7 separate regions of the Homo sapiens genome follow, and all the other regions are linked to region 3. The links are chromatin contacts, found by Hi-C or POLR2A ChIA-PET in ENCODE. All regions are on one chromosome and are shown on one strand. The core of a region is the stretch at or near the end of the contact, and the rest is flanking DNA. Distances in the headings are between cores, read along the strand shown. Region 1 holds the start of ABRACL (ABRA C-terminal like). Region 2 overlaps NHSL1 (NHS like 1). Region 3 holds the start of BCLAF1 (BCL2 associated transcription factor 1). Region 4 holds the start of TBPL1 (TATA-box binding protein like 1). Region 5 holds the start of HECA (hdc homolog, cell cycle regulator). Region 6 holds the start of CCDC28A-AS1 (CCDC28A antisense RNA 1). Region 7 holds the start of REPS1 (RALBP1 associated Eps domain containing 1).

The links. Hi-C counts contacts between places; a loop is a spot of excess contacts on that map. ChIA-PET counts read pairs that join two places held with the same protein, here RNA polymerase II (POLR2A). Pooled maps may share reads with other maps.
Region 1: a loop to region 3 is called in a map with no recorded cell type, with 26 times the contacts of the local background. The contact joins the promoter of ABRACL here to the promoter of BCLAF1 in region 3. A Hi-C loop is called at or near these places in 2 of 37 single-sample maps with no recorded cell type and 6 of 50 pooled maps. POLR2A ChIA-PET finds 5 or more read pairs at or near these places in 1 of 52 experiments (activated B cell).
Region 2: a pooled map shows a loop between it and region 3 (5-fold over the local background). The contact joins the enhancer-like site here to the promoter of BCLAF1 in region 3. A Hi-C loop is called at or near these places in 4 of 50 pooled maps. POLR2A ChIA-PET finds 5 or more read pairs at or near these places in 4 of 52 experiments (CD4-positive, alpha-beta T cell, CD4-positive, alpha-beta memory T cell, activated CD8-positive, alpha-beta T cell and 1 more).
Region 4: a loop to region 3 is called in a map of B cell, with 20 times the contacts of the local background. The contact joins the promoter of TBPL1 here to the promoter of BCLAF1 in region 3. A Hi-C loop is called at or near these places in 6 of 168 maps with a recorded cell type or tissue (B cell, CD4-positive, alpha-beta T cell, CD4-positive, alpha-beta memory T cell and 3 more), 12 of 37 single-sample maps with no recorded cell type and 19 of 50 pooled maps. POLR2A ChIA-PET finds 5 or more read pairs at or near these places in 4 of 52 experiments (CD4-positive, alpha-beta T cell, CD4-positive, alpha-beta memory T cell, OCI-LY7 and 1 more).
Region 5: a loop to region 3 is called in a map of B cell, with 21 times the contacts of the local background. The contact joins the promoter of HECA here to the promoter of BCLAF1 in region 3. A Hi-C loop is called at or near these places in 2 of 168 maps with a recorded cell type or tissue (B cell and naive thymus-derived CD4-positive, alpha-beta T cell) and 9 of 50 pooled maps. POLR2A ChIA-PET finds 5 or more read pairs at or near these places in 2 of 52 experiments (activated B cell and activated CD8-positive, alpha-beta memory T cell).
Region 6: a loop to region 3 is called in a map of B cell, with 20 times the contacts of the local background. The contact joins the promoter of CCDC28A-AS1 here to the promoter of BCLAF1 in region 3. A Hi-C loop is called at or near these places in 3 of 168 maps with a recorded cell type or tissue (B cell, CD4-positive, alpha-beta memory T cell and naive thymus-derived CD4-positive, alpha-beta T cell), 3 of 37 single-sample maps with no recorded cell type and 12 of 50 pooled maps. POLR2A ChIA-PET finds 5 or more read pairs at or near these places in 2 of 52 experiments (CD4-positive, alpha-beta T cell and CD4-positive, alpha-beta memory T cell).
Region 7: a map of naive thymus-derived CD4-positive, alpha-beta T cell shows a loop between it and region 3 (20-fold over the local background). The contact joins the promoter of REPS1 here to the promoter of BCLAF1 in region 3. A Hi-C loop is called at or near these places in 1 of 168 maps with a recorded cell type or tissue (naive thymus-derived CD4-positive, alpha-beta T cell) and 7 of 50 pooled maps. POLR2A ChIA-PET finds 5 or more read pairs at or near these places in 1 of 52 experiments (GM10248).

The regions. Positions count from the first base shown.
Region 1 is chr6:139,027,178-139,030,601 of GRCh38, forward strand. ABRACL (ABRA C-terminal like) reads left to right here and starts at 1,568. Exons shown (of 3, transcript NM_021243.3): 1 at 1,568-1,698. RefSeq lists silencers at 1,732-1,891, 2,152-2,521, 2,571-2,761 and enhancers at 2,415-2,709, 2,532-3,351.
Region 2 is chr6:138,454,088-138,457,131 of GRCh38, forward strand. All of the region lies in intron 3 of NHSL1 (NHS like 1), which reads right to left. Among named protein-coding and RNA genes, the nearest start is that of MIR3145, 20 kb to the left of the region's middle. Within about 2 kb of position 1,749, at least 11 of the 41 ENCODE cell types and tissues checked have a DNase peak (open chromatin) inside an H3K27ac peak, as active enhancers do; they include CD4-positive, alpha-beta T cell, where a contact is called at or near this core.
Region 3 is chr6:136,288,456-136,291,639 of GRCh38, forward strand. BCLAF1 (BCL2 associated transcription factor 1) reads right to left here and starts at 1,391. Exons shown (of 13, transcript NM_014739.3): 1 at 1,258-1,391. It overlaps LOC124901408 (a long non-coding RNA gene), which reads left to right and starts at 1,559. Exons shown (of 4, transcript XR_007059784.1): 1 at 1,559-1,702. RefSeq lists enhancers at 185-781, 307-426, 782-1,378, 797-916, 863-2,062 and 2 more.
Region 4 is chr6:133,951,340-133,954,817 of GRCh38, forward strand. It overlaps TBPL1 (TATA-box binding protein like 1), which reads left to right and starts at 1,885. Exons shown (of 7, transcript NM_004865.4): 1 at 1,885-2,086. It overlaps LOC128092253 (umcharacterized LOC128092253), which reads left to right and starts at 1,965. Exons shown (of 2, transcript NM_001414965.1): 1 at 1,965-2,086. The coding sequence starts at 1,965. RefSeq lists a silencer at 883-992.
Region 5 is chr6:139,133,389-139,136,418 of GRCh38, forward strand. HECA (hdc homolog, cell cycle regulator) reads left to right here and starts at 1,692. Exons shown (of 4, transcript NM_016217.3): 1 at 1,692-2,279. The coding sequence starts at 2,009. RefSeq lists enhancers at 156-205, 1,484-1,778, 2,644-2,763 and silencers at 1,484-1,673, 1,784-1,863, 2,264-2,533.
Region 6 is chr6:138,771,740-138,775,171 of GRCh38, forward strand. CCDC28A-AS1 (CCDC28A antisense RNA 1) reads right to left here and starts at 1,964. Exons shown (of 3, transcript NR_161205.1): 1 at 1,776-1,964. It overlaps CCDC28A (coiled-coil domain containing 28A), which reads left to right and starts at 2,030. Exons shown (of 6, transcript NM_015439.3): 1 at 2,030-2,163. RefSeq lists enhancers at 1,081-1,755, 1,756-2,429, 1,793-1,842, 1,863-1,922, 2,283-2,342.
Region 7 is chr6:138,986,324-138,989,801 of GRCh38, forward strand. REPS1 (RALBP1 associated Eps domain containing 1) reads right to left here and starts at 1,930. Exons shown (of 20, transcript NM_001286611.2): 1 at 1,207-1,930. The coding sequence starts at 1,359. RefSeq lists silencers at 1,432-1,731, 1,922-2,161.

The DNA of each region.
Region 1 (3,424 bases), core at 318-2,817, 2.7 Mb after region 3:
TACCTAATCATAACAGAAGCGGTGCTCTCCAGACTCATTATTCCTATCATTGGATATTATCTGACTGATGAATTGTGATCCCTGTCACAGGCCAAAATAGCGAGGTCCTGCTTCGATAATTGCTAAATATATTTTTCTTGAATTATATATTTTTTGCCTTATGTCGACTGTGAAAGATATAAACTATAACTTCTCACCTTTCTTTTGGTGAGAAAAAAATAGGCCTCAATCATTTTGGTAACAATATAAAACAAGTAAAAGAAAAAAATAGGTCTGAAAAGATCTTGGAGTCACCTTAAACTTTATCTGCCATGAGACACTTAGAAGAATCAGACCTTTGTTGAAGATTACAGAACAGAGACTCCTTCAGTCACACCCAGGAGACAGGTATTCACCGTAAAGACTAGAATGAAGCGTGGGAAGTGGATGGATCCAGTGCAGCCCCAGGGAACTGAACACTCACATGCCCCTGGGAAGCAGGTCTTTGTTGCTCTCCTTCCATCACTTGGTCTCAGCTTGTCTTTGACTGGCTTCTACCACTTGTGCCTCCACCCAACCTGCTGCTACATTCTCCTGGTTTCTGCTTACTCAAATGTTTTGCATCCGAAGCCCATTTTGGCCCCTTCTGCCTTACCCTCTCTTAGCTCCAACCTTTCTCTTACATCAGACAGCTCCGTCTCTGCATTCTCCACTTTCCATTTCCAAGGGAGTGTCTGATTGGCTTACTAACTATCAGAGTCCGTGTTTGATGAGAACTGTTTGCTCCAGGTCACCTCACAGGATGATGACTACATCACGGATTGTGCGCTCTTGGGTCACGCGATCACTCTTAATTTAAATTAGCTGGGCTGGGGGTGGGGAGGGGGTAAGGAACGTTTTTTGTAGTTATTTGTGCAACCCCTGCTCTAGAAATAGTTTGGGTAACTGTTTCCTTTCCAAAAGGACTCTCTGGGTACGGTAAGCATCTCTCTCTCACACACGCATATATTAAAATAACAGTGACTAAAACAAAGGGAGCATGAATAAATTGAATTATGAAGTTAAATGTATGAAATAATGAATGAACAAGGGAAGAAACCGATACTGACCCAGGGTCAACAACTATCTATGTCCAAGTAAAATTTCTTTGCAGTCTGACAAATTGGCTTTCAAGATTGCATTTTGTTTTGCGAATTAAGCCATTTTTAAGTCATGAGTCGTAGTTTTCTGGAGGCCCCCGGCATCCGGAACCCATGAATGCCACGTTCTTTCTAGCAGCCTTCAGCAATTTGAGGGCGCTTTGTTTCTTACGTTGGGAGAGAAATCCATCAGGAAATCGACGCCCAGGATCAGATGCAGATCCTGGGATCCTTGGCTCTGAGTAGCACGGTGGAAAAGTGAGGTAATCCAGGCTCTGGGCCCGTTTTCCTAGGAGCCCAGGGCGCTTCACCTGTCTGCAGTCAGCCCCTTTCTTGGACGTCTCCTCCCCTGAGTTTCCTCCTCATAGGCTTGTCCCTGGGAGTGTGGGCGGCCCCTTTCTTGAGCGCAGAAACACTTACTTTTCCCCCTACCCTGCTCCTCCTCCTCCACAGCCGTCTTTCTCTTTGCCTCAGCCACTTCCTTCCTTGGCCTCACCCTCCCCAGTGCACTGAAGAAGGTAACCGGGTCCAGACCCACGCGGCGCCAGTTCTCCGGCGGGAAGGAAAACCGCGCAGAGAGGTGCGTGAGCGCCCGGGCAGATGTGGCTTAGGTAGCAGGGATGGACTGGGTGTCCGTGGTGCGCCGCCGGGCACCGCGGGCTGCGGTGAGAGTCGGGTCAGGAGGGGGCCGGGAGGGGGCTCAGGGCGCGCGGAAGCTGCGACCGGCTGGGCCGAGACCTCGCGGGTTGGGGTCCCGTGGGGCGCGCGCCGCCCACGCCCCCACCTCTCGGGTCGACTTCCGCACTCGGCTCACGTGACGTTTCGCCGGCCGGGGGCGGACTGGGAAGCCGGCAGAAATGGAACGATTTTTACCGCGGTGCGACGTGTCGGCTTTGCACTTGGCGGTGGTTCAGGAGCCAGTTCTGCAGAGCTGGGTGGGGAAGGGCTGGGGGCGAGAGGAGAGGCTGCCCCGAGGAACGTGGTGGCCTCAGGGCAGTGGACTCTGCAGCGCCGGAGGTGGGTGCGGCTCTGTGCGCTCCAGATCAGGGGGTGCAGAGTCGTGAGGGGACACCAGGGGCTCGTGGAGCCCGGGGCAGGGTCCGTTTTCGTCGCCCGGGTTGGGTGCTCGCTCTCGCGGCGCTTCGGGGCGCCCGGGCCACGGGGGAGGCAGACCCGCGGCGCCGGGCCGGGAGCTGCGGAGACAAAGACTTCCGGGACGCGGCCCTTCCCGGGCGCCAGCGGTGCCGCCCCGCCACGGGGGGCCCAGCCCCGCGCTCCCCAGCCCTGCACTGGTGCCGGCGGTGACCGTGTGATGATGGGCTGCAGGGCACGGGGTTAGGGGACCTCTACCAGGCAGAACCCCAAGCTGGTAGCAGAATGGCCAAATATGGAGTGAGCGCGCCCCAGACCGGAGGGAGTAAGGAGCCCAGTCACCCTTTGACCCGCACCAGCTGCTTGTCCGCGATTGCGAAGAAGGGCTGGGAAAACGTGCCCAGCCCGAGTGTGTAAAGTTGGTTCCTGATTCCGGACATACCTATTCCAGTAGGCTTTATTTCCTTGGATATTAGAAAATCTCCATGCATTGCCTCCAAACTTTTGAAAAATAACAATGCCCTGAGGGTCCTTAAATACATTCTAAAGTGTGTATTGGTGGTGAGTTTCGGGTTCTGCCCAGTCCTCCGACTTTCCGCTTCCTTTGTGTTTCCCACGCACAAAGCCGAAATCGATTCTGCGACAATTAGAGTGCCTGGCCGTCATCTACCTCGCCTTCCCTGGAGCCTTTTCCTGTCTTCTGGTCCAGCCGCTCACCATTAAGCTCTTCCCTTTAGACTTGCTCTGCTTCTCACCTCTCCTCATTGTTCTTTTCTTTTTTTTTTTCTTAGACATAGTTTCACGGTACTCGTGAGAATGTGTTACATTCGTATAACCAAATCAGGGTAATTGGTATATCCATCACCCTAAATATTTATCTCTTCTTTATGCTAGGAACATTCAACTTAACTTGCTTTTAGCCATTTGGAAGTGTACAATCCATTAATGTGAACTATAGTCACCCCACTGATCAATGCAACACCAGGTCTTATTTCTTCTGTGTTTATACCCATCAACCTCTCTTCACCCTCCGCCCCCTTCATTGTTCTTCATCTTGCTCTCTGCAGTCCTGGGATTCTGTCCTTATTATAAAAGGCCATGGGTCTTTAAAGGATTGTGTCACAATAGGTATTTTTCCCCCTTTGTCCCTCTCCTTCCTAAATAATAAATAAATAAAACGTCAAATTATGTATGCTAGCAATTGTTTTTAAACC
Region 2 (3,044 bases), core at 499-2,998, 2.2 Mb after region 3:
AAACCTGCATCTCCCTCCATGCCCCATCCCATCTCCCTACTTCCCCAGAGGTGACCACTAGCCTGAATTTTGTGTTCCTAATTACTCCTTGTTATATGTGTGCGTGTGTGTGTGTGCGTGCGTGCATAAACTTGCTTTGACTTTTACAAAAATAGTATTATTCTCTTTGTGTTTTTCTTACTATTATCTTTCTAAGACACATCCATGTAGTTGTGTGAAACTGTAATTCATTCATTTCACTGGGGTATACATTCCACTCCAGTACTAATTTATTCACATTTTTTATTGATGGACAATTGGGTTGTAAAAGATGCTCTTTGTATTATCTCAACAATGCAAAACTCCCCATAAGAGAATGAGAATGGTTAGGAGGAAAGGACTGTGGCAAAGGCTCTACTCCCCATACAGTCATTACTGGGGGAAAAACATGAGCTCTAGAGTCGTAAGTCTAGGTTTAAATCCTGGTTTTGCTTTTAGGGGTGATAGATGTGTTCACTCTCTTGATTATGGTAATGGTCTCCTGTGTGTATACATATGTCAAAATTTATTAAGTTGTATACTTTAAATATGTATAGATTATTTTATGTAAGTTATACTTCAATAAAAGGCGTTTTAATAAAGAAAGATCTTGTTTCAGTATTTAAAAACTATGTGATCTTAGGCAAGTGATCTAATCTCTCCAAGATACAGTTTTCTCATCCATGATATGGGCATAATCAAAGCTACTTTGCATGGTTGCAATAAATACTGAATATATTCACATACAGCACTGAGCACAGTCCCTGGCGCCTGAGCCTTTCCATGTGCCAAGTGCTTGGCATCATACTGGAAACACAGAGATCAACAAGATAGGGATGCTGTCCATTAATCTAGAAGAGAAGGCAGGTATAAACAGACCCTGATTATAGAGTAGTGGGATGGAAACAGCAAGAGAAACTGGAATGGGTCATTGGAGACATTCTCACTGGTTTGCAGGCAAAAAGGCGTGGGAATGACAGACCCCAATTTTCTCATTTTTGTCTGCAATGGCATGGAATAAGAAGGTGCCATAACTGCAGAGCAGTGAGCATTGACTCATTTGTGTTTCTACAGTTTCCTGAAATTACTCACAGAGACCCAGTAACACATGATTGGACATGGAGTAATCACTTCTCGACTGTAAGCTGCCCTAGGCCAAGAATGGGATCCATATACTGAGACCAAGTAGCACTTAAAAACTTTTTTGGGGGAAAAAAAAATTGAGTGAAGCATACCAGACAAGTCAAAGAGGAATAAGAGATGACAAAATTGGGCATAATGAGGAGGAATTGAGGTAACTGAGTAATCTTGCCCTTTTGCTTAACCAGCATGGTGCGATGAAAAGAAATGAGCTGCAAGGAGCCCCGCCTTCACATGCTCCCTGCAAGGAGCCCCGCCTTCACATGCTCCCTGCAAGGAGCCCCGCCTTCACATGCTCCCTGCAAGGAGCCCCGCCTTCGCATGCTTCCTGGTGCTTTCGAGCTATGTGATCTTGAGAAAGCCATTTCATATTTCTGAGTCTCCATTTCCAGATTAAAATAATAGTAATAGCTATTAAAATAATCTGTTTCATGGGGCTGTTTGTGGAAAATAAGATCTAATTTGTGAAAAAGTTCTATATCCTAACGTGTACCCCGATGAACAAGCTAGCAATAGCATAAACACTGGTAGTGCCACACCTAGATAACCTGTAAAGCCATGACAATCAGAAATTCGTCAGTAGCTGCTGAAACCTCTCAAATTTATTGCCTTGGGCAGGAAATTCTATGTGGGTGGAACAAAAGACGAGATGATTGGGAGAGTGGCCAAATTTTTATAAAAACAGACATTGTCTATTGAATCATTTTCTTTGAAGCGTGGTTTGAAATACCAATCAGCTTAACAATACTTATCATCATCATCTGAGCATCTAGTCTGTGCCAGGCACTGTGCTAAGGGTTTCACAAACATTAATTTACTTCAACCTCACACCAACTCTCCAAGGTAGGTTAGGGTAACTATGTAATTTTATCGAAACCAGAACACCTCTGAGAGTGAAAGGGGGTGCAATTAATAATTACACAGAATAACAGCTGTAAACCAGGGCTGTTCTAAGCAAACCGGAACATGTGGTTTTTATCTCTTTACAGTTGAGGAACCTGAACCTCACAGACGAAAGCAACTTATCCAAGGCCACTGAGCTCTGACAGGTGGAAAAGCTGCCCCAAACCTACGCTCTCAAGCATCATGTTAAATAAGCCTCCTGTGTTTACAGGTATGGCAGCAAGGTTACTGCCTTTTCTTCAAAGTCTTCCTTTGATTTAAATATTTCTTATCAACAAAGCCTAAAACAGAAGCTGACATGCCAGTTCAAAGAATAACAGGAAACAGGGAAATTTCGATTTCTGTCACGACTATTAAAGCCAACTGTTTACTGCCAAAAATCTAGATCTAATACATCTCTTTAGGGGTGAATTTTACACAAGAGATTGCATAACTCATGATTGATATCCTTTCTGCTAAGACAATGGGGATTCTGTGAAGGTTTCCCAGATTCAGTGAACGTATCATCAAATATAACTTCCGATAATGGCAGGTGGAAAAATTCCCTATCGACTCACAGTAAGTATTTTCGCACTGATAACTGACCTGCCTTCAAATGCAAGAACCTCTTTGGCAGTACTTGGCATATGCTGAAAACTGAAAAGAGAAAAAAGTCAAAAACAGTACACAAAGCAATGGTGTACTCTTTGATTTCAGAGTTGAATGAAAAGGTATTTTCTGGAATTTCTTTCTTTCTTTTTTTTTTTTTGGAGATGGAGTCTCACTTACTCTGCCGCCCAGGCTGGAGTGGAGTGGTGCGATCTCAGCTCACTGCAACCTCCACCTCCCAGATTCAAGCAATTCTCCTGCCTCAGCCTGAGTAGCTGGGACTACAGGTGCATGCCACCACGCCTGGCTAATTTTTATATTTTCAGTAGAGACAGGGTTTCACCATGTTGGCCAGGCTAGTCTGGAACTCCTGACTTCAAGGGATCCGCCTGCCT
Region 3 (3,184 bases), core at 141-2,640:
GCCTGAACAGTATCCTAACCATTCCAACTAAAGTCGAACTGAAATGAGAATTCACAAGAGGAACAAGAAATTTTGTTTTGCTTTGTAACACCAAAAAATTTAAAAGAGGCTGTTGCAGTGAGGTACAAGTCTGAAGTAGCTCATCTTTTTCGTCAGTGTTAGCCACACTTGCTTTCAACTTCAGTCTTAATTTGTTTCCAGTTCTAAAATGCTTTTTAAAAAAGTCTGAGGTAGCAAAGTAGCTGCTGGTACTTCAGCTTGATTCTGAAGAAATAAATCTTAAAAGCGAATCAAGCCAACTCATGAATTTAAAATGAAGGCAAAGTCCAATTCGCCACTCCCACCCATTTCTCACACCAGCTGTCCACCAATCGTGGCTGCAACATTTCTGACACGACTAAATGGGCTGAATCACTTGAAAAGACTCGGCTTCGCTAGTACTCATGAAGAACCGCACTTTCAGCCGGATGGGGCAGGGCCACGCTCAGAACCACCAGCTAAGACCCAATCCTCTCGCTAGGGAACCGTAACTAGGCAACCAGCACCAGTCAACAGCGCGCGCTCGCTTCAAAACAGCAGGTTGCCGCGGGTACCGAAATTAACTCCAGAGAACCAGGGTCAGCAGCGAGAGGCAGAACAGAGCACTAAAACCTAGTAGCATCACAAAAACGAGGCATTAACTGACGGGTGGTCTGAAGCCGGAGGGCAGTTTTAAAGACCACGCGAAAAGGGGTAGACCTACTCAACGCACTTTGCTGCGGGTCACAGTTATTTTCTCAAAACCCCACAGGCCACGAAGAAAGGTGGCAGTCCCAGCCAATGAGAGGCGGACACAAGTTGCACCTCCAGCGGCCGTCGGCGCCATAGGCGGGGGAGAGAAAAATGAACGAGCGCGCGTGCGCGGAGCGTTCAGTCGGGCGCGCGCAGAGGTACGGGCTGAAGAAATGGGGGAAGGGTGGAAGAGGAAGATATGCGCACGCGCACGGGAGGCCGCGCGGGCTGTGGGTCTCCAGGCAGGTTCGCAAACACGCGCGCGCCCGCCGTTAGCACTGCTCAGCGCCCCCGCCCGGCCTTTTCGGCCCGTAGTGCCTCGAAAACCTGAGAGAAGCTAACGAAAAAACGCATAAATAACGGCGCAACGTCTCCTTGGTTCTCCTTTCGCCGCCAACCCGACACCACCCACAAAAGAGTCAAAAATATGGCCTGTCCTCGGTCTTCACTGCCCCTGGAGTAACTTGAATACATTGCGAGGCCTACCTGACACGCCGAATCGCGGTTCCGGGAATTTATCTCCGTTGCAACCACACAGCGGCCATTTCCCGACTCAAGAACGCGAGGAAAACCATAGAGCTACCTTCGACGCGCTAGCACGTCTCCGTCACTTCCGATCTGGGGCGTGGCCTCGGGTGCCGCTAAATATGCGGGCAAGCCCCGCCCACCCTTCCGCTCCGGTCCGGCTTCCTGGCTGCTATTAAGATGTTGCCTGCGGCCTTCTGGGAAGTCGCGTGGCTGGTCTCGCGGGAAGATGTGACGGCTCCGCCCTCTGGCCCGTAGCGTCAGCCTTGGCCGGAGAGGCGGTAGAGTAGGGTGGGTGTTTTGTCAGGCCTGAGTTAGCTTCGCCATACGGCGCTTTTCGCTGGTGTCTCTGCCTCGTTCTGAGTAGACCCCCTAGACCTCACCGCCGCCCCTGCGTTTTACCTCAGTAAGCTCGTCTGGTCTGTTCTTTCTGTGGGGCCGGCTCAGACCAGGCAAAAAACAAAAAGACAATCCCACACTGAGGAAAAGACCAGGAGGCAAGACGTGGCTGTAATTGCAGACACGCTGCTCCCTCAGCCAGCAAGCGCCACTTTTCCTCTTGGACGCCTAACTGGAGATTAGAAAATGTGGCTTTTGGTTTGCTATTAAATTCGGCAGACGCACTTAGTTGAAAAATGGCCACGATCTAAATCCCTTTCGTGGCGTCTGATCAAATCGGAGCTCAAGCCGCAGCAGCCGGAAACCTCTTAGGCTGCTCGTGCCAAAGAAGGCCGCCCTTCTGGCGGCGTGATGACAGCTTTACCACATCGGCAACGTTGGCATAGGCATGAAAAAATAAAGAGCACGAAGCAGTTGAGCTTTCAGCCTGTGACGATGATTTGTGGCAGCCGAGGAACACAGCCCAACGTAGCTTGGTTGTCCAGAATTATAAGTCAGATTATAAATAGGCAAGCCACATTCGATTTGAATAGAATTTAAATAACAGCCGTAGCACATTTTGCATTAATACTTCTCCGGGCTGCACTTTCTTAGGGCCTAAAACCGCTATTGCTTTGATGTTTAGAGATGTTAACTACCTTGATGGATTTCAGACTTGTAATTAGCAACCAGGGTGTCAGTGAGTGAATCGAAACTAGGATTGGGCCCTGGTTGTGAATTTAACACTGTGCTTAGAGCATTCTTTCTTCACAGTCCAGTTTACCAGCTGAACTAGAAAAACGACAACATTTTCATGGAGTGAATCGTAGGTTTTTTATTGTACAGTCTGTCCCTCACCCCATTACCACCTCAGGATGTGGACACAGAAATCCTTGGCCTTTTTGTTGTGCCCTGATGTCCCAAGCATTCGCAGGTTCTCAGAAATATTTGTTGAGTGAATGAACTATATTTAAAAAAAAAACAACTAAGGGCTCAATACACGTCTGCTATTCTGCATGTATTGGGAGTCGGGGCGCTCCCAATACATGCTGTTATTCATTTATTCAAAATACCCCAAATTGCAGGCTAGGATATTATCTTCGACCTCCCTCTGCAATTCTATTGCACATGTGTTGAAAATGAAGTATCTATTTGAGGCAATATAACTGATTATGATTTTATTTACATAACATGAGGTAGTAACAAAGGAGATCCTTTGGAACAAAGCCTTTAGTAAGTGGAAGTTATACAGACTTCCCTTGAAATAGATCCATTTGATACGTGATGCTTTCCCAATCTACAAAGTAGGAGGTTCTTGAATTTAGATGTTTTATGCACATTCTTATTTTCAAAACCTGAAATTCCACCATTACAGATTCATTCTTTGTAATAAATTTTTTTCCTATTAAAATACAAACGCCGAAAAGAGCAGAGGAAAAAAGAGCCCATTTAACAAATGAGCATTGCAGAAAAATAGAACATTATCTCAAGAAGAAATACAAGTTGTAAA
Region 4 (3,478 bases), core at 635-3,134, 2.3 Mb before region 3:
TCATGTTATTTTCCAGGCTAAAACTCCACTTTCCCTAGCACTTGGAAGAAAGTCCAAACTCCTTCTATGGTCTACAAGGCACTGAAAGTTCAAGACCTTAATTTCCCTCCAATTTCAATGACTGTCATTCTTCCTTTGCACTGTTTCCTGATGCCCTAGCCACACTAATACCCCAGCACAGCAAGTACTCAGCATATCTTGTTCCCTCTGACTGGAACACTCTACATACATTCTTCCCACTCCCATCCCTTTTAGAAATTGGCTGAGATGTTACCTCCTAAAAGTCCTCTCCCCACCACCACACAGACATTACTTTCTAACCCAGCTTCTTGTTCACTTTCTTTATTAAACCTGACCCAACTATAATCACTATCCCTTGAAAAATAAATTAGTACAGAAATGAAAACAAACTCCATCATTCTACGGAGCTTTCAAATGCTCGAATATGTTTCTGAACACTCAGAGGGGAAAGCAAAAAATCAAGAGGCATCCTTGGAGATCTCGTAAATAATAAAATACCTAAATGGTTGCCTACTGTCAAAACCCCAAGAATTCAGCCCACGTCTTCTCTTTTAAAAAGGCAGTGGCATTTTCATTTTTTTCATCTGATTCCCACCAATCAGAGGCCAGGTACCCATGAACCCGGCTCGGCGTGGTCTTTTAATAATTAAATCAGGGCTGCCATTGACCTCAACTAACGCCAGGGGCTTCTGACTGCAGCCGAGCTCTGGTGGAAAGGCCGATGCCGGCCTGAGAGTGGGAAACGTGGGGCCGGGAGCCGGGGGCTTCCGCGCGGCGTGGCGTGGCGTGGCGTGGCGTGGCGCCCTCAGGGCCGTTACGCGATTTTCGCTCCCGCGGGCAGCGCCTCTCAGGCCACTCCCGAGGGACCCCGAGGACGCACTCGGGCCCCAGGGCGACGGTTCAAACGGGCCATTGTGCGCCCCCGGGGTCCCCCGGCCCCTGCAGGGCTACTTGGGCGCAGAGCCGCGGAGGGTCTCCGTTCCTAGAGGTCCTCCTATCCCGGGCTGCCTGAGTCCTCGCCAGCATCCGCCCTCTCCCACTCCCATCCTTCCTGGATCCGCCTCTCGGTTCCCGAGGGACAGTCCCGACCGCAAACCCACGTAGAGTAAGGAATGTGGGACAGGCGACAGAAGTGGCATACGGTCCTGCGTTATCCCTCCGTCTCGCCACACCTTGTGTCTCCATCTCTCCCCACTTCCTTCCCTCCGTCTGTCATCTGTCATCCCCGGTCGCTCTAAGACCAGGATTCCAATTCGCCTAGTGAGGAATCTCACTAGGGGAATTTATCGCGACATCATAAATTAACGGGTTCATTTTGACTGAAAAAGCGAAGGACTTTTTTCAGGCAGAAAACAAGTCTCGTCTGGACGGTAAGGACTAGCTTTAGCAATTATATAATGGGGGGTGGGGAGGACCTTTTGTATAAATTTAATGAGCTGATGAGAAAGTTCTACGGTTTTGACAAAAAAGTCCACCTAAATATTCGACTGTATGCCAGAAATTACTACACGTTTAGATATCAACTAAAAATATACAAAGGATACACGGTGTTTTCAGAACCCTTTCAAGCGGTTCTTAAACAAAAAAGTCTAGTCCGATGCCCATTAGCGCCGCCCCCATCCCACCTCTTACCTCCCACCGAGCCCAGCGGGTGGGCAGGAGGGGCCTGATTTGGGGACCAGGAAGGAGGAAGGAAGGGTGGGGGCGGGGGACGGGGAAAGTGACGGGAGCAGTGAGAGCCGGAAATGAGTGGCTAGCGAGGCACCCAGGAGCGCCCTGTCCGGCGGCGCTCTAGCCCTCGCGCACTGTCTCTATGCTCCCCAGCGTCTAGTCTATTTATTGTCGCGGGGAAGCTGCGGCCGCCTCGCACCCGGAACAACAAAGCAAGGAAGACGGAGTCCGAGCCTCGGGGGCTCCTAGCAACGGGCCGGGGCGGGAGTTCCATGGAGACTGGGGAGCGCGCCCGTCTCATCCTCATCCTTGTCCTCCAGCTTCTCCTTCGCATCCGACGCAACCGGCAGCAGCGCTGCCGCCGCGTCCTCAGCCACCGCTCCCTCTTCCCACGGTAACCCCCTAGGCGACCCTGGGCACAGGGAGCGCGGGCGGCTGAGCGGCCTGAGCACCGGGTGCGGGGCGTCTGGGCGCGGGGTGGGCATGTGCGGAGCCCGGGCCAGACTTGGGGTGGGATGTGTGGGGGCGGGCGACTGGAGGGCAGCCGCTGAGGTGGGGGAAACCGGTCCGGTGGCCGAGGGAGGGCTCAGTTCTGAAGAGGACCGGGCGATATTTGGGGATCTCTTTAGGGATAACGGGTTGGGGGTGGGGCGTCCGTACCTGGGAGCGTTACCGAGCCTGGTGTAGGATAAGAAAAGAAGGGTTATCTTTCGTTTAAGCCACCACTGGGAAAGACGGGGAAAAGAGATTCCTCATCTGTCTCGGAGCCATCACCCAGGGGAAGAGGGACCGTGCAAAGATGCTAGGGGTCCGTTGCTTCTCAGAAAACTTACAGCGGCTTCTCTAATAGCTCCCAAAAAGCGGCTTCGTCGGTTTCTGATTCTGGCAATGCCGGCAGCCTCGCTTTATTTTATTATTATTTTTGACCAAAATTAGGATTGATGGAGAAGGATCTAGAACTGAAGAAGAGAAAATGAATTGTGGGTAGGGCTAAGCAGGGATGAGAGTCGGGATAAGTGATAAAAATAGCCAATAAAAGCCCTAAAAGTAAATCTAATAGGGCATGAGGGCTTAAAAAGAAAATCTCTCCTGCCGAGATGTGCATCTGCAGGCTCTGTCAATGTGCTCATTGCAATAAGACTCAAACTGCAGTCAATCCACATCTGTGAGCTCTCTGACTGCATCTGTCACCTGCAGTTCCAAAGCGACACTGGCAGTAAGTGCATGAGCTTCTGTATTTAGGGTTTAGAACAGTGCCTTAAAACTGTGACTTAAGAAAAGGGAGCAGGTTTGCGTGTGTGTGTGTAAGCAATGTGGATTCTCTGGGAAAATATAAAAAGAGACATAAGAAGGTTCAGCCATCCTGGCATAATTTCGCAGTCTCTTTGAGAAAATGGCAGTTCCTTCCTATTGAGAAGTGACTGTTAGCACTATCTGGTTGAAAGGATTATTCACAGTTTGGTATGCCCAGTGAAATATCAGTTTATGTTACCTCTTTAGTCTTACATCACAAGCTGCTTAATGGTTTTATACTTTACAAAATCATTTTGGGTGAGTAAATGAGGTTTTCCTGTAGCACAATGAAAAGGCCACATATACATACAAAGTTCTTTATGTAAAGTTGAAGATTAAAGATGAAAATAAAATTGATAAATCATAGGAGCAATTAGGTCAACCACAGCTTCTGTTTGTTCCCCACCCCTTTTGTTAAACCTGACTTCTCCTAAGCAAAAAGGTGTCATCCTTTCCCCAGCCTCCTCTTTACGTACCCTCTGCCCTCAAAATC
Region 5 (3,030 bases), core at 442-2,941, 2.8 Mb after region 3:
GACCTTTGTTAACTCCACTTCAGCCTCTGATTGGTTGACGAAAGCAACCAATCAGACTAATTGTGCGTCACCACTTCATTTACATGAGAAACCTCCAGGGGGTATTTGGACCTCAGAAGATTCTGCATCCGGAACCTTGAGCCACCGCTGGGGCCGCTTCCATACTGTGGAGTGTACTTTCATTCTCAATAAATCCCTGCTTTCTTCTTTCCTTGCTTTGCTGGGCGTTTGGTCCAATTGTTTGTTCAAAATGCCAAGAACTTGGACGACTTGCAGTCAAGACCCTCTAATGGTAACAACAACACCGTGACAGAGCTTTTACTAAAGGGCTGAATTAAAGATTACACTATAAAAGGGGAACACTGTAAAGCTGTCAGCTAAACTAGTCTTTCCTCCACAGTTCGTGAGGAAGGAACCTAATTTATACATTCAACAAATTTATGCCAGCTGTTCTCTGATGTGCCCAAGGCAGATAAAATCTATCCATGGAGGTTTCATTTCAGTGAGAGGGAGATATACAAGAAATAAGTAAACACCTACATTGCCAACATAATTAGAGATGGAGGAGGAAAATAACAGGGTGGAACTTCTGACAGCTCTCCTGGGAAGGTCTCTGTGGAAGTGATGTATTTGAGCTGAGACCTGAAGGAAGGGAAGGAGTTGGCCGAAAAGGTAGAATAGAATTGCAGAAAGAGATCAAGGGGAGCTCTTCCCAGGGGTCCCCTGCCCTCATATTGCCTGTCTTCACTGGTGTCACCTAATCTCCTACTGCTCATAACCTGGCTACCTATCTTTCACTATCTTTCAGGACAACTCAGCCCTATGCATAGGGATGGGTTCCCCCCAAGCAGGGACTGCTTCAGAGTCCAGGCAACATCTAGTTACATCCCTGGATGATGGGTCTTGTTTGAGTGAATTGTTTTCACCACCAGACTGTGAAGGCTTCCCATTCAGGACCCTGGTGTTCATCCCCATTGTCTGGGAACTCTACCCTGTTTCTTTCTTTCTTTTCTTTTTTTTTTTTTTTTTTTGAGACAGAGTCTCGCTCTGTTGCTCAAGCTGGAGTGCAGTGGCGCGATCTCGGATCCCAGGTTCAAGTGATTCTCCTGCCTCAGCTTCCCGAGTTTCTGGGACTACAGGCGCACGCCACCACGCCCAGCTAATTTTTTTTTGTATTTTTAGTAGAGACAGGGTTTCACCACGTTGGCCAGGATGGTCTCGATCTCTTGACCTCGTGATACACCCGCCTCGGCCTCCCAAAGTGCTGGGATTACAGGCATAAGCCACCGCGCCCGGTCCCCTGTTTCTTTAATTACTGTTACTGAAAGGCATAGCCTTTGAATGAGTTATTAATCCAAAATCTTTTGTTTTCCATTCTTGCTCTAGTCACAGCTTATTTTTCCAGACCATACTGTTCTAAGCCTCAATTACATTAAGGCCAGGAGGCCACCGAAGAACTCCACATGCCACTGCACTGGCGGGTGGAGCAAGTCAAGCAGGGCAGCTCATGAACGCCCGGGAGTCCAGGAGGCCCGGGTGGGGACGCCTGGATGACGTCACTCGAGGTGGGCAGGCCCCGCGCGGGGCGTGACGTCACGCGGGCGGTCCCGTCAGCCGTGAGGTCACCTGGTGGGCGCGGCCAGGCCGAATCCCCAGTGTCGTCACGGGAGGGGGCGGGCCCAGAGCGTGTCAGTGCAGCCGAATCAAAACAAGCCGGAGACCCGCCTTTTCCCTCCGGCTCGGGAGCGTCTCGCTTGCGCCCCGGGCCCGCGGCGCCCGCGCGGCTGCGAGCCTCGGGTGGCCGCGTGCCGGCTCCAGGAAGCCGGAGAGGGCGCGGCGGCCAGGATGGCGCGGCACGGGCCGTGCGGCTAGACGGGAGCCGAGGGAACCGCCGGCTCGCGCCCTCCGTTCTTTCCCGGAGCCGGCTTCACGCAGGGCCGGGAACGGCCGTGCCTCTGGGATCCGCCTTCGCTGACGCCGGGCACCTACCTGGACGCGAGCGAGCGAGATGCCCAACCCCAAAAACAGCAAAGGCGGCCGCAAAAACAAGCGCGCCAACAGCAGCGGCGACGAGCAGGAAAATGGAGCCGGGGCCCTGGCAGCGGCGGGCGCGGCGGGAGCGGCGGCCGGGGGGGCCCTGGCGGCGGCGGCCGGTTGCGGGGCGGCGGCGGCGGGCGCGCCGGGCGCCGGAGGCGCGGCGGGCGCCGGAGGCGCGGGGACTGGCGCCGCGAACGCTGCGGCCGCCGCGGGGGCTGCGGCCGCGGGCGATGCCAAAAACGGTAAGACGGGGCTGGCGGGGCGAGCGCCAACTTCCTCCCCGACGGGGACGGCGCGGTGGCGGGGCCCTGGGTGGCGCGGGCGGTGCGTGGACAATGCGAGAGTCAGGAAGTGCTCACCCCGCCCCTCCGCCCCGCCGCGGCTGCCCCTTCGCGGTCCCCACGCCTGGCGGCGGGGACAGATCTGCGGCCCCTGCCCGGTGTCCGCGCGGGGGGCAGCCCGCGCCCCACACTCTGAGGGGCTCCCGGCTGCGGCAGCGCTGCCCTCGGGCCCAGCCTGCTGCCCGCGCTGGCACTGCCCCGCCGTGTGTGCCGGGCCGAAGGGAGGAAGGAAGGGAGGAAAGAGCCGCCCAAGTTGAGAAGAATGATCCGATTGAAAACTTAGGCACCGGTTAATTCTTCCCGGTGCTCCAAGGCCACCCGTAACCCCCGGAATGAAGGAGAGAGAGCCTCAATTCTTAGCACACCCAGGCTTGCTGCGTCGATCGCCACAGGTGAAGAGGCCTCGAGACATTTAGGGCCTCTGTGTTTGCTCTTTAATTTTTTGGCTTGCTTGAGGAAGGAAGAGAATCTGAACTTGACTTCCGTTCTCAGCCCGGAGTTAAAAAAAAAAAAAAAAAAAGAAAAGAAAGAAAAGAAAAATCATTCTCTATGTCATTGTGCTTAACATTTTCAGAAGGAAGCCTCATAATCTTAGGTAGTGCCTGAATGTTCCTTTTGAGGGGACACTTAGGAACTGGCCCAGATGTGACAG
Region 6 (3,432 bases), core at 714-3,213, 2.5 Mb after region 3:
TCAGGACTCTCATCTGACTAAATGAAACTATTTTATTTGCATACTAATTTATTGTCAGTCTCTTATATCGGGAATATAAGATCTCTGACTATAAAGCTCTTGTACCTTTTGTTGATAGATGCATCCTGACCTCCTATCACAGGGTGTGGCTAAAATAGGGACTTAAAATAGGTATTCAAAACCTGAATACCTATTTCTGAATACCTGAAACATGTCCATTTAGAAGGGTACTTTCCTGTGTCCCTACATCATGTTGGAGGTTGTAAACACAAATGCTACAGGGCTCAGATGGGTACTAAAGACAAAGAAAAACTAGATATTACTTGAACTGAGGTAAAGGAGGCAGATGCTTTCCAGCTTGAACCATTGTTGCCAGGCTACAATGCACATCTAACGTAGTCAGATCTTCCCGTTAATTCATGGGATGCCACATTGTTTTTATTCTTTCAATTTTAGCTGTTAGCAACCAATTTGAAAAAAAAAAAAGTAGCATGTGAATCACCAGTTGCAAGCTCTGTTCATACAAATAAGACAATTCGACATTAATTAAAAGGAGAAACTGGGAAAAGATATTGAGCAGACTGTACAGTAGTGTTTGTAATGGTGAAAAATGGGAAACAACCTAAACATCCATCACTATGGGAATTCCCAAATAATTTGTGACAAATCTATTTGATAAAGTCTAGCTATATTTATCAATGTGGATAGCTCTCAAAAACACAGAATTTGGTGAAAAAATCAAGTTGCAGATCAATACACAAAATATAATAGCATTCATGTAAAACTTCAAATGCCCCAAACCATTCTACATATTGTTTATAATACATAGTAATAGTTTAAATATAGAAACCTAGATTGGCAAGATACATATCAAATTCATGATCCTGGTTGCCTCTCTGAGGGTGGTAGTAGAATGGGACTGAGAATAGGGAACACCTTCTTTATCTGTAATGCTCCATTTCTTTCATTCATAAATCTGTTCGTTCTGGATAGTGGGTGCGTTGTTTATTCTGTGCTTTTTTTTTTTAACATTTCAATAGTTTTGTTTTTTTTTTTTAAATGGCGGGTGGCGGAAGAACATCCTATCCTAGAAGCCAAGAGACTGGGGTTGTCTTTGCTCTGCCTTTTCTGGCATGGATACAATCTCTAGATATGGTTTCCCCATTAGCTAATGCGGGGGGTGCTATGTGGTGTTCCTCCAGAGTCCCTTCAATCTAAGGACCTGTGAATCTAAAACCTTCCCACCTCCCACTCCAACACCGGGAAGGCTACCCAGACCAGGCAATGAAACGTGCATTTCTTCCCTCATTTAAGATAGATCTCTTTCTCTCAGCCTGCAATTCCTTCTCCAGAGGCTTTAAGTATAGTGGAAGTAGAACTATCTTTGACGACAGAGAGACACCTGCATCAATTAGCCTTTCTGAGCCTCAAATTCCCCATTTGTAAAACAGAGAGTATAACACCTACCCATAAAATTGTAGAGAGGTTTAGATACACCGTTATGTGTAGGGCCCGAACAGAGTAGCTATTAATAGTGGTAACAGACTCTCAATTAGGGGCTCAACATCATGGTCGCTGAACAGAATCACGGTCGCTGAACAGAATCACACTCTTCACGCCGCCTTGGAGCCAAAATTAGTTTAGCCGCGAGAAGTCCGGGCAACCAATCGGAAACAACCAAGGAACAGTTGCATGGCGACACTCTGGTTCCGCCTTCGGGCATGCTCGAACAGCATTCTGGGAATTGTAGTTCGGGGGGGGAATCTAACACTCACCGAGGGGCGGAGTAGCTTCCGGAAAGGGTACTGCATTTCCCGTTTCTACCTCCACTGCACCCGCTTATTGCGTCTTGCTCCTGGGTCACAGAGCCTAAAACGACACACCCAACACGCCCGCCGGAGTTACAGCTAAAGGAAGGACAGGGGAAGCAATGAAATGCCGAGGGCGGAGCCAAGAGCGACACTGGGGGAGCAGGAAAAGGCGGGGCTTCCGCTTGGGGCATGGAGGCTGTACCTCTTACGTCACTTCCGTAAACAAACGGAGCTGCGGAGGAGCGGGTCCCGGGATGTGACCGGGGCTCTGCTTGTGGCTGCGGCGGTGGCTTCTGAGGCTGTCGGGTCTTTGCGGGTTGCGGAAGGGGGCCCCAATACCCTTCTTCTTCAGGTATGTAGTGGAAGCAAAGGAACCTCCGCAACCTGCCCCTTTAGGCCCTTCCCACCACTCTGGTCACTGCTGGGTACTGGGCGGTGAAGGGTCATCGCTTCGGTAGATTGGGGAAGGGGAATGAGGTGATGTCAAGAGGGATGCCCAGTGGTACTGCTTGGAGGCAAGACCTGGCACTTAAAACCACTGTGTGAATAAGTAACTATGAGCAGTTTACTTATTATGCCTTCTCTAAAACATTCTTTGCTGTTTGATATACAGGAAGGGTTTCAGTGCTCTTGTGACAGATGTAATTTTCCAAAAACGAGGAAATCGCGAGTGCTGGCTCCGCAGAATATTGTGGTTTAGACCACCACTGGTTTATTTGCATTGCTTTACTTCCTAGATTTTTTTTTCTTGTACCACCAAGTGTGTATTAGCATCGTTAAATTTCAGGCCAGCGTGTTTATGCGTATCATACATTTTTACAGATCCTTGCCTCTTCAGAGAACTAATCGTCTCTATTCAGTCATCTTTCAAACTCTCATTTAATTTGTGTTGCATGTTGAAACAACACCAGAATTATTGTTCTGTTACAAAAAATGCTTCTTAAAAGAAAAATTGTTAGCCAAGGTTTAAGTGGATTGACACCCAGTGGTATCTGGGATTAGAGACTGGGCATTGGAGCCTTTCCCAGAAAGCCTCTTCTTTGGCAGTATTGTAGCTCCAGTTGTAATTGTCTAGCGTCAGCCAATTTAAGCTCAGTGGTTTAAATTCCAGTGCCAGTGGCACTAAGTCCAGGCAAAAGGAAAAAGAAAAATTTATTGAATTCATCAAATAATTATTTTAAGCGACAGCAATGGGTTTGAATCTTTTTGAATGGTCATGGCATGCCTAAATTAAACACAGCATGCCAAAAACGGCCTAATGTTTCTAGAAGGCAATTTACAACCTGATGAGGTAGAGATAGCCATATAAATTCATCTTATGATATATGAAATAATGAAGTTAAGAAAAATTTAACACTATGCACAAATAAAGTATGGAAGGGGTTTTTTTGTTTTGTTTTGTTTTGTTTTGTTTTGTTTTTGAGACGGAGTCTCGCTCTGTCGCAGTGGCACCATCTCGGCTCAGGGCAAGCTCCGCCTCCCGGGTTCATGCCATTGTCCTGCCTCAGCCTCCTGAGTAGCTGGGACTACAGGCGCCCGCCACCACTCCCGGCTAATTTTTTGTATTTTTAGTAGAGACGGGGTTTCACCGTGTTAGCCAGGATGGTCTCGATCTCCTGAC
Region 7 (3,478 bases), core at 680-3,179, 2.7 Mb after region 3:
TAAAAAGATCGAACTCGTTCAACTTAGTCATAGTTAATGCAGACTTAACTTCTAAAACAGAGACCTGTGTGTGGACATTTTTATTCTTCACAGAATTTTTGTTGGAAGAAACTTGCCTTCATTCTGTGGATGAACATACTTATGCTTGAAAATGGAAAGTGCCTGACCCAAAGTCACACTGCTGGTTAACAGCAGAGTAGGGTCAAGGACCCAGCCTTCAAAACCCTGGTCCAATGCTTTGCAGTCCACTACATACACCTATACATGTGGCTTTAAATTTTGGAGATGTGGATAACTAGCTTGGATCAATATAAAAGATGAAAGCTTAAAACCTGTTCCTAACATACTGTTTAGACAGACTCCTACTAGCAGCTATGAATCATTAAACAGAGTAGCATTAATGCTCACCACATACATTAGATAAGAACTTCTAGGAAGTCCTCTGTTTCAAAAGCAGATATGATAAAAAAAGGCTTTAAACCTACAGGGTTTGCTCCTCCAGGGCTTCAGATTAGGGCAAATAACGCACTTCTGCCTACCAGCTGTTCAATACTCATCTCCCAACCCAAATCCACAAGTTCCACAAATGCTTTCGAATGCCTGTTGAAAAACATTGTTCAGTCTCATCACATACACACGTTCTACAGATAATTACAACTTCTTGTATGCCTACTTGTAAAACTACTAAGTAGTTCACATTTTAAAAAATTTCCCTAAGAATTTTGCTTCCTTTAAAAAAACTGCTTCTTCGATTCCTAAATCTATAGAACTCACTTTATCACGTCTTCTCGGTTAATCCAAGAATTAAAAAAACCATTTTGCCCATACTGATAACTTTACTACTCTGCAGGATCCGAAAAGCTCTCTATATGCCAGGTTCTAGGATTCACACACATTAACAACCTAAGATCCTTCAAGTGAGATAGCTCTTGCAGTACAGAGCACAGATTCTCAGGGTCGTGGGGGATACCGGCTGAGGCTCTTCAGACCCCCACCACAGGAGTTCCGTCCTCTAAGGGCAACCCCCTCCCCCTTGGCCGCGGCGCGAGTCCAGGCCTCCCGGGCACCTGCGGCCCCTGCCCGCTGCGGGGACCCCCCGAGGAACCAGCCCCCCGCCGGGCCCCAAGGAATCGGCGCCCACTCCCACTCCTGGAGGCCAGTGACTGCAGGCCTAAGCCGCCCGCCGGCCCCGGGACGCGACGTTACCTGTAGGACCACGTCGTTCGGCAGCTGCGCGGCCCGGAACAGCTCCAGCACCCGCCCGTTGACCACCACCTTCTTGGTGCTCTCAATGTCGCAGTAGGAGAAGAGATCTGAATAGTATTTCTGCTCCGCATCGCTCAGCGTTAAGCCTTCCATCTTCGCCTCCGGCTCACGGCCGCCCCGCCCCGCATGCACTACTCGGGGCCCGGCCCCAGGAACCTGGGCCGGCAGGGGCTGCGCGTGGCCCGGCCTCCTGCTAGCTTCCCGAAAACGCCGGCCCCGGCCTCACACGCGCCAGGTGCGCCCGAGCAACAGGGCCCGGAGGTCGCGAGGAGGGGGCCCGGCTGCGCTCGCCGCGCCGCTGCCTGCGAGGCCCGGCGCGCGGCTGCGGCTGCGGCTGCGACTACGGCTCCGGCTCCGGCTCCGGCTCCGGCCGCGGGGAGGGTGCAGAGAAAGAGGCGGGGGCCGCGGAGGCGCGAGGCACTGGCGGACTCCGCCCCCGCCGCGGGTTCGAGTCTCCCCGGCTCCCTGCCGATTCCCCCAGACTTCCCGCCTCGGCTTCCCCTTCCGTCCACGCCTCCGGAGCGGCAGCGCTTCCCGGAAAGTTGTGGGGCTTCGAACCTAAAGTTTCGGGGGATCTGGGCTGAGCGTGGCCGCCGCTCCGCCTCCCTCCGCCGCCATTTACAGTGCCCCGGCCCGGCCCCGACGCGCCCGCACCAACAGTGACAGCGGCGGCCGCGCTCCAGACCCGGATGTGAGGCCGGGAGGAGAGAGCGCGAGAGGGAGAGAGAAACACCCACCGGGCTGGCTTGGCCGCTCCCGGGAGAGGGAGGAGGCCGCAGCGCCCCCTGGTGGCCGGCGCCCGGCGGCGGGATGACCGAGCCGCCCTCTGCGCGGAGATCTCAGCAGCAAGACCCCCGGAAAGGGGGGTGCAGTGGGAAACAGCCGGCAGCTCATTAAGACCGAGATAACTAAGATCCGGGTTGCAGTTTTTATGTTTCGCAGTTTCTGGTCCTAAGCGTCTGAATAATTGGATTGAAAGGGGAGCCTTGTTCAGGTTATTATCATTCTATCTGTACCTTTTCGGTACAGATGAAGATAAATGCAGTATTTCCATCTGTTCTGAAGGGCTATGAACATCCGGGCTATGAACATCCTGGCTATCCGGGAAGCCTCCACGTAGACACCAACATTGAGGCTTCATCTCACTCGTGCTTCAAGCCATGTTTACCTGAGAAACAAAATGTGCTGAATAGAGGGGAAAACTGGCAAAGTTGTCCTCTTTGTTCACCAGGTCATTCCGGTCACTGGGAACTTAATACTCTACATTTATACCTTCAACTCTATCAACTCATGTAGGCCCGGGGCTGCCCACAGGGGCTGCCTTCCGTATTTTCTCCTTTATGAAAATCATGGAGTGGCGCTCTTTTAATCTGCACCTGTCCCAGAGAGGGGATTCTTCAGCTATTTCAAGTAGAATATCTTAAGAATTTATACTTAGCAAATATAAAATACTTCAAAGACGGGAGCTAAGGCAGAATTACCCAGAGTTCTGGTTTTTATTTTGTCTTCTACAAGTTGTTTCCCAGAGTGCGGATCCTATAAATGACACATATGAGGAAATTATTACAGGTTCCCAGTCATTTATCTGTAATTGCAAAATTCAAAGCGCACTGAAAACCCAAAGACTTTTTTTTGTAACCCTTTGGAAGTAAAACCTGCCCTGCCTCATTTGGAGGCAAAATCTAAACTAAGCTTGCATGAAGCTATTTCTAGCCTTTATGGATCCCACTTAGTGTCAATATTTACTCATTTCACTCCAGGTCTTTGTAGAATGTTAATATGTACACAGTCACAGGCATTCTATTATCTTTCTATTTTTTAAGAAAGATAAGGGATTTTAGACCTGTCAATGTCTTCTGACTTGACTAGTAGTATTTGATAAAGGTAAGTATATACTATCCATTAAGCTTATTTCCCATCTCTAAGACTTTCAGTTTGCTACAGCAGCCCCTCATGTGTCCTTTCAGGGCACCTGCAGCAAGTGATCAGACCCCCCCCAGACAGCTGCCTTCCAAAGGTGTAAACAGAAAGAGCACAATGGGGTAGGGATTGGCTCACAATTGTCTTTGCATCTTTTTCTCTGCCACCTCTCCTAGGCCTTGCAGCTCTTGTCGGCCCCAGGGCCTTTGTTCCTGCCATCTAAAATAGTCCTTCCACAAACCATGGCATGGCGTATTCTCTCATATGGTTTCAGGTCCCTGCTCATATGTCA